2 separate regions of the Homo sapiens genome follow, and region 2 is linked to region 1. A link is an interaction called in ENCODE POLR2A ChIA-PET data of the cell type or tissue named here. Cell type or tissue: PC-9. All regions are shown on one strand. Links, peaks and the distances in the headings refer to the core of each region. The heading gives the core; the rest is flanking DNA.

Region 1 (4,067 bases), core at 881-3,380:
GTATTTTGGTAATGGATTTTTAAATACAGGCATATATGACATAAATACTTGTATCAAGTAGTTTTTTTTTTTTTGTCAGATCACAGGACCTTATTAAGATGGAATCACTGCTAATTACATAGAAGCCACTTGCCTAAGCCAGAATCCATGAGGTTCACGTGAAGTTATAGTTGCACAAATTAGAAACAAAAGGCATATTCAAAGACAGAAGGAAATATCCTGATGCCCATTAAAAATAATTTTTAATTGCAAAACCGAACATTATAACTAAAATAAAAGGGGCCTGTTAGAGACGGTGCCCTGATTCAAAGAAGAAGGGACGTGAATGGGAGCTGTGAGACCCTCATCAGCTGCAGGTCAGGGCCCCGGCAGAAATAGCTCCTTTCAGTCTTTCCCTCTTTTTCCAGGAACAAGAACCCCGGCCGTGAGTGGGGTGGCGGAAGAATTGTGCAGTCCAAGTGGCTCATCTGTCTGGGAGGAAAATCCCAGCTCACCCGTCTTCCCTGGGCCCGCCTGAGGGGAGAGACTGGGAGGCAGGAGCCCAGCAGGGGCTGACCTGTGGTTACCCCAGACCCTGCCTGCCCTCTGCACAGGGGCCTGAGAGGCCCAAGCCCTCCCACAAATGAGTTTTTATTATTTTTCTCTAGCTCTCAGATGATGTTAGCTTTCCTTTCTCATCCAGTCCTTTCCTATCCTTTCTCTTGGGGAAACACAGTACCAGAAGGTCTGGAGACAGAAGATAGGAGTTTTGTCGCAGGCTTCCCCAGTCCCTAGCTCTGCAAATTTGGGTGGGTGCTTTACCTCCCTGAGTGCTGACTTGGGAGTCAGTCTGACCTGGGCTCCTCTCCCATCCCTGCCACACTGACCAGATGATCTTGGGCAAGTCACTTCAAAACCTCCCTGAATGCACATTTGATTTGGTTTGAATGCAAATCAAAATTGTGAAAATAAAATAAAATTTCAGGAGCTCCCCAATTCATTATGCCAATGGGAAAAGTTAAGCCCTGGAAACTGAGTCACATCACAGGACTGCTCTCTGACCATTGCCTCTTGATTTTTGTGTTGAGAATGTTATACTTTAACCGGGCTCCCCATTCTTTATTCAAACCTGGACTAAATGACACGCTGGTGATCATTACCTCTTTACAAATGAGTGTTAAGCAGCCCCCTTAAAGTGTAGTCAATAGTAGCCAATCAAATCTTGTAGCTCTACGTTAACCTTTGTATGGAAAATGTAATTGTGTTACCCACCCGTTTCTGGCTATATAAACCATCCTCACCTTGCCCCACACAGGGAAGCACTGATCACCATTCTCTGGTTTTCCTGTTTCCTGACGACTACCCTCACACTTTGCCCTTGAATAAACTTCTTTAACTAGAAAAACAAAAACAAACAAAACAACAACAGCTTGGACTGGTGTCTCATCTGTAACATGGGATAATAGTAGGACTCAGGTCACTGGGCTTTTGGGAGGGTAAAATGAGCTAATGTGTGTGAAGCAACCAGACAGCCCTGGGGCATAGTAACTGTTGGATAGTGGTAGTCAGATTTTTATCAACCTTTGTCTTAGTGTGGCATCTAGCTCCATTTATCCCTGGGGAAACTGAGGCCTGATGTGGTGTAATCCACTCAAGTTCCCATAAGGAGCAGGCCTGAGACACAGGGAGCTGAGATCTTCTGACCTCCAGACAGAGGCTTTTGCACCAGCAAAGATAATCCCTGTCTGGAATGTGGGCTAGTTATTTTCTTTACAAGGCAGATCCGGGTATCACCTCATTCAACTCCTGCCACAGCTAGAAGAGAAGTCACAGGCTCTGGGTGTTTTCTGAAGCCAGGATCCCTGGGATGGTGGGCTTTGTATGGCCAGGCCTTATAGCCGTCGGGTATTTTCCCTGGTGTGGCTCAGCTGCCCCTGAGTTGGCGGCTGGGCCTGTGAGTCAGAGCTGTCCCATGGCTCCATTCTTTTCCCCACTTGAAGCCACAGCCCCAGACTCCTGGAGGCAGTCCAGGGAGGCCTGTGGTTCCAAAATGAGGTCCTTCCCGCACCCACTCAAATGAAGATGCCGTTTCCCCAGCTCAGAGAGAGCAAGGGAGGGGCTAAGGACACACAGTGATGGATCTGAGGCTGACATCTGGTCCACCTCAAGTGAGCCAAGTACAGGACTCTGGGCCCAGGTGGGAGGGCCCTAGCACTCTGTCCCCTGCCCCCAGCAACCCTATTGCCCCTGGCCCTGTGTTGCTGCCGGGGTCCCACAGGCCTGGGCTCGGCAGGAGAGCCTATGACTCATGCCGGCCCCACAACCCCTGAGATGCTGCAGCCGTGAGGGGTCTGGGTCCTGCCAGGTCTACACCTCTCTGCCCTCAAAGCCACAGCCTGGTCGCCACCCTATTCCCTCCCCTGTCCTTACCCTGGCCGCAGTTCCCTCCGCTTCCTCTCTTCCTCTTCCTCTTCCTCTTCTCTCTTCTCCACCTTCTCCTCACTTCGTGCTCTCACGCTTTTGGACACTCTGTCTGCCCTTCTCCTACCTGGGGCCTGATCATGACTCACCTGGACCTGGAATCTGGGCTCTAGCAGCTGCCTGTCACAGAGCACGCCGGCCTCAATCCGGGCCTGTGGGCGGAGTGGAGGGGAGGGTGTCCCAGCTGATAGCCAAAGCCAAAGCACATGGTGGAGGCAGTGAGACGCCTCAGCACCAGAGCCTTGGAGCAGCCCTGCAGCCCCACACCCTCCTGCCCGACTCAAGGCCAGGCTCTGTGGAGCCAGAAAAGCCTGCTCGCTTCCCACCTTGGGAAACCAAGCCCAAGGTCTAGGCCCCCCAGCTTCCAGCGAGGGGTGGGAGAGCGAAAATCCCCACTTTACAGATGAATGAAATGAGACTCAGAGCTGAAGGGACCTGTCTGGGGGTCTGCGTCTGGGTGAGCCTCATGTGCCCCACTCCACACTCCCTATGGGCAGGAACCCAAACCCGAGAGAGACCACAAAGTCTGTGAGTGAGAAGCACCAGGTTTAATATTAAAATCTTTCCCTTAAAAAAAAGTACACAGATAGAAAAACTCAACAGCATACAAAATAGCATTTCTGCTGTATAAATGTGAGTTAACGTGAGTCCTAAAAATATTTGTAAACCTAGGTGATTATATCTTTGGTACCGTATTGAGAACCCACTCTCCCTCCTTGGACCAACTCTGGGGATCCCAGGGAAGTAAGGTGCCAACCTGCAATGCAGGGTTGGTGCCCAGAGGGGTTGAGCTTCCTGCACCCCCTTCCCAACCCTCCCCGTGCGGGGGCGTCTTGGCTACAACCCTGACTCCCCTGGCACCTCCAATGCCCACTGGGCTGGGGACAATGAGATGTCACTGCTAGGTCTGGGCAGTGACAAAACCATACCCCCATGGAGCGCTGCCTCAGGGATGGGGCAGCTGGTGGGTGAGGGGCAAACCTCCAAAGCGCCCACCTCTCACATCCTTCTTGGGGTACCCATCTGAAGCTTCTTGTCTTTTACAAGACATAACTGTCCTCACTGTCCATTCTGTCTTCGACGCAGACCTCGGCACAGGTGCTGGAGTGGTGGGCTGCAGGAGGTGATCTCATTTGCCCTCTTTGTCCCTTTTGCCCAGGATACCCCCGGAGGTCATCGTGGGTAGTGAAAGAGGTCCCGTGGTCTTCCCATGTCCCTGGGGCAGCTGCTGGGGGCTTTCCAGGACACCGGCTGTCACTCTAAGTCAAGGCCTGTGCAGCTGTGTTCTTGAGACTTGCTGGGGGCCTGGGGAAGGGGCATGGTTCCTGAGTCCCCAGAGTGTGATGTGTGATCTGGAATCTCCCAGGAGCCCAGCTGACCCCCAGGATGGAAGTTTAGGGTATATGGCCTTGCTTCATCTGGACAAATGTGCAACCACCTGGAATACTCTAGAATGTTAGTGCTGGCAAGGCACTCAGAGTTAATAAGTCCGACTTATTCATTTTTTGAAGGGGAAACTGAGGCCCAGAGAGGGTGAGGGATTCCTCCAAAGCCTCATAGCAGGTCCAATGCAGAGCCAGGGCCATATACTGGCACACACACGTGGC
Region 2 (4,067 bases), core at 693-3,192, 130 kb after region 1:
TCCTGCCAAAGAGAATACAGGAGATGGTGAGGCCTGCCTGGGAGCGGGACGAGGCATGGCCAGGCCCTGGCTGCCTGGTGACGCGGCTGGTTTCTGTGAGCCTCACAGGCTCTGCCTTCCAGATGCTGTCCTGAAAACCCTGTCAGATTCTCCAGCCTCAAGACGGGGAGGGCCCAGCTGAGCAGGTGGCCAGGGGCCGGGTGGGGGAAAGGGATGGCTGCAAAGAGAACCCTGGCCTTTCTGGAAGGACTGAGGGGCGTCCTGGGTCCTTTCTGCTCGAGGGGGTGAAGAAGGGGTGTGGAGGAGCAGAGAGACACCATGGCGGCCGCAGAGTGGGGAGGAACATACACTGGCAGGGGAGGAAGAGAGAGAGAGGGAGGCCCAGTGTGAGAGATGGTGGGCTCTTCAGAGGGGAGAAAAACCACACGACTGAGTGAGACAGCGATGGAACCAGAAGAGGGAGGTGGGCCACCATGCCACCACTGGACCCTAGACAGAGGCAGGGCTGGTGGCTCCCCTGCCACCGGCGGGCCTGGTAGCCTTACACCAGCTCAAGAGGGGCCTCTGTGGCACCTACTACTTTGGCCAAACCAAGCCCCACCCTCGCCGCGATTGGCACAAACCAAGCCTGAGATGAATTCTAGAGCAGAGGGGCAGGGAGAAGCGAGAAGCCAAGGTCTGGACATAGGACTGGGTTCAGATCCACCTTCACACCCGAGGAGGATCTCAGGTCTGCTGTCAGCCTGCTGGTCTGGGCCGTGGAGTTGGAGGTGTCAACAGAAACACGCAAACAACACACACACACAACACACATATTGTCACACAAGGCACACGTACCAAGCACGCCCTGAGCACCCTCTCCCCGCCCCAGGTTCCCAGTGCAGCCTGCAGGAGGGAGGCAGGAGCAAGGGTTCGAGGCCCAGCATTTACCGGCGTTAGGAGACGGCAGACACTCACCATTAACTGAACGCTGGAACTGGACTTTCTTTTCTGGAAAAACAAGGAGAAGAGATGGGACAGGAAAAGACACAGCGTGAAAACGGCAGGGAGCAGAGGAACGACAGGGGAGGTTTGGGAGGAGGATGGGCCTCGGGGTCATCCTCTGTAGTCCTTTGTCGGCTTGGCATCGGGACAAGGAGTCAAGGAGTCAAGGCCACCAGCAACAGTTGACCTGGCGGGGCCAGTCCTCGTCCTGAAGCTCTGAGTCCTCATGCACACTGCCTGGGTCTAGCGATCTAACAGCCAAGCTCATGGCCAAGCCTCCCTGGGACCAGGGCTACCCACCCTGCCTAACTCTGATGGCAAAAGCCAATCCTGGCTCTGGAAGCCAGTCACTGGAGGCCTCCAGAATCCAATGCTCTTGAAGGACAAAGGGTGCTCAGGCCTGGAAGTGAGGCCCAATGTCTTCTCCTAGGCTCCCCGTGCATCTCGGCTAGGAGGACCTCATTCCCAATTGACTGTCACAGTCACTTGGGAAACTCGTTACAATAAACAGAATCAGGTCCCCTCTGAGGAGTTTGATAACTAGGTCTGGGGTGCGGCCTGAGCATCTCCATTTTAAACAATATCTGCAGGTGATGCCAAAGCAGGGCCAAGCATGGGAGCCAGTCCTCTAAGTAGCCTTTGCAATCCAGCTTGCATTCACAACCTCCTGGTGGCTGGCCTATTCCACCCCTTTATGCTGATGGAGAAACTGAGGCTCAGCCAGAAGTGGAGCTGAGTCTAGAACTTGAGTCTTTTGGCCCTGCCATTCAGCTTACACTAGCATTTTGGGGATTTGTAGCATCCCCTGTATTGGCTACGGTACCAAGAGAAGGAGAGGGGGACAAATGTAAATTACCTTCTCCTTCCCTCAGCTCTCCAAGCCAGGAGTCTTAAAGACTCCCATTCACAGAAGATGGTAGGTGAAGACAGACCCTTGCATTGCACAGATGAGAAACTGAGGCCCAGAGAGGTGCAGTGGCCTGCACAAGGCCTCGCGGCAAGCCACTAGCAGAGCTGAGGCTAGAACCCAGGCCCTGCGTTCAGGCTCTTTCCTCTGTCCAGGTCTCCAGGCACCCACAGTCAGACCCTCTCCAAAGGCTCATCCTATTCTAGATGCCCTTATACCAGAGAGGCCAGGAGGCCCCTCTCCCTGCTGGAAAGAAGGGACTCGAGGAGCCCACAGGGCAGGCCTTTGCCATGGGAGGCACTGGATATGCCTTGAGGGTCTCAGGTCTAATTCTGGGTTTCTGACTCCAAGATCCAGTGAGCTCCCCAAAATCCTGGGCCAGGCCCCCAGGTTATTCTCATCTTCCAATAGGACTTCTTCCCTCCTCCATCCAAGGGAGTGAAGGAGGCTGAGCTACAAAGTGATGGTTGGGCCAGGAGTGGCCTTTGAACTCAAGGCCCTGTGCCTTCCATCCGGGGCCTCCACAGAAGGGATGGGGTGGCTCACTGGACACTTCCAATGCCCGTGTGCTCACAGGGGCATAAATGCTCACAGACCCTGCATTTTCCCCAGCTGGGCTGGATGGTGTGGCTTCCACAGTCATCAGCCTGCAGTCAGCCCCTCATCTCCCCGATTCCCTTCCCCTCTCCTCCCTCCTCTCCTTCCTCTCCTCCTTCCTCTTTTCTTCCTCTCTTCCCCTGTCTCCTTCCCTCTCTCCTCCTTCCTCTTTTCTTCCTCTCTTCTCTTCCCCTCCCCTCCCCTCCTCTCTCTTTTACTCCGTTCCCTCGCCCTCCCCTCTCCTCCTTCTTCTCTTCCTTCCTCTCCTCTCCTCTCCTCCTCCCTCTTTTCTTCCACTCTTCTTTCCCCTCCTCTTCCCTCTCCTCTCCTCTGCCTCCTTCCTCTCTTCCTTCTTGTCCTCTTCCTCTCCTCTCTTCTCCTGTCCTCTCCTCTCCTCCCCTCTCCTCCTTCTTTTCTTCCTCTCTTCTCCTCTCCCTTCCTCTTCCCTCTCCTCAACTCCTCCTCCTTCCTCTCTTCCTTCTTTTCCTCTTTTCTCTCCTCTCCTCCCCTCCCCTCTCTTTTCTTCCTCTCTTCTCCTTTCCTCTTCCCTCTCCTCTCCTCCTCCTCTCTCTCTTCCTTCTTCCCCTCTTTCCTCCACTCCCCTCCCCTCTCCCCTGGTTGTCCTCCCTCCCTGGCTGGAGCCAGGCCAGGCACAGAATGGGGAAGGGGCCAGGCCCCACACAGCTCAGCTGTCAGCAGAAACCCGAGGAGCCGCGCAGGGGCCAGGAGGTTCCAGGCGGGACACGAGGAGGAAACACAGAGCAGAGACTGCATCAGATTCGGACGCACAGTGACAGGATGGGACATGGGGAGAGAGGTCACGATGCACAATGGGACACCAACAGGGGCAGTGAGTGGGGCTGAGGGGAATGAGCAGTCGGCCCTCCTCCTAGAAGTCCAGGCCTGGGGTGGCCGGGAGGGGGACGTTGCTTCTTGGTGATAGAAAGACTTAACTTCCCTGGATCACAAACGATGATGCTAATAATCTTGTATTGACCAGTACTTTAGTTTGATTTAAAGGGACTTTCACTGAAAGTAGAAATCTCCCTCTTTCACCAAAAGTAGAAACCGCATCTCTTAGAATCACATGTGGAAGCATGGTTCTAAGGTTAGCAAGGATGATAGAAACAGTATGGTCAAAATTAGCCTCGAAAAGCCCTCCAAGGCCCATAAAGGATAATATAGCTTCACATCTCTGCCATTCCTGCAGCGCTGAAGCCAATCACTGCCTCTTCAGTTAAGCCCCGGATGAAATGGGGTTTGTCTCCAGCTGCCCAGCGGTAGGAGGAATGTGTGCCTCCCTGCTGGGCTGAAGGTGAGACAGTGAAAGGAGCCTGTGATGTGGCTCCACCAGGCCCTTCTGGTGTGACCCTCTCACCAGGCCCCTGCAAAGAACTGCTGTGCTCCCCTGGAACAGGCAACAGAATCGCTGGCCTGGGTCACCCAGGGGGAGAACAGTAGGGCCCACACTCGAACCCATGGCTTCTTGACTTGCGATCCAGTTTCAATCGTACTGAAAATGCACCTGGACCCCCAGCTCCGCCATTCTCCCCACACTCCTTCCGGGAGCAAGACATGG

Evidence for each region. ChIA-PET counts read pairs that join two places held together with the same protein. Peaks named below come from ENCODE experiments on the same cell type or tissue, not always from the same donor. Only the 100,000 strongest peaks of a DNase experiment are listed, where the experiment ranks them.
Region 2: POLR2A ChIA-PET joins it to region 1 with 11 read pairs; 2 of 35 experiments call an interaction of 5 or more read pairs at or near these places.

Annotation. Positions count from the first base shown.
Region 1 is chr5:150,110,852-150,114,918 of GRCh38, forward strand. PDGFRB (platelet derived growth factor receptor beta) reads right to left here. Exons shown (of 23, transcript NM_002609.4): 23 at 2,988-4,067. It also overlaps a transcript of CSF1R not described here. Among named protein-coding and RNA genes, the nearest start is that of CSF1R, 26 kb to the left of the region's middle. RefSeq lists enhancers at 535-1,047, 1,758-2,507 and a promoter at 2,419-3,197. In PC-9, for the core only: no CTCF peak of the experiment used is centred there; DNase peaks (open chromatin) are centred at 1,490, 1,860 and 2,560; H3K4me3 peaks cover 328 bases; H3K27ac peaks cover 1,633 bases.
Region 2 is chr5:150,238,747-150,242,813 of GRCh38, forward strand. It overlaps CAMK2A (calcium/calmodulin dependent protein kinase II alpha), which reads right to left. Exons shown (of 19, transcript NM_015981.4): 14 at 958-990; 15 at 1-2. Among named protein-coding and RNA genes, the nearest start is that of CAMK2A, 49 kb to the right of the region's middle. In PC-9, for the core only: no CTCF peak of the experiment used is centred there; no DNase peak of the experiment used is centred there; H3K27me3 peaks cover 343 bases.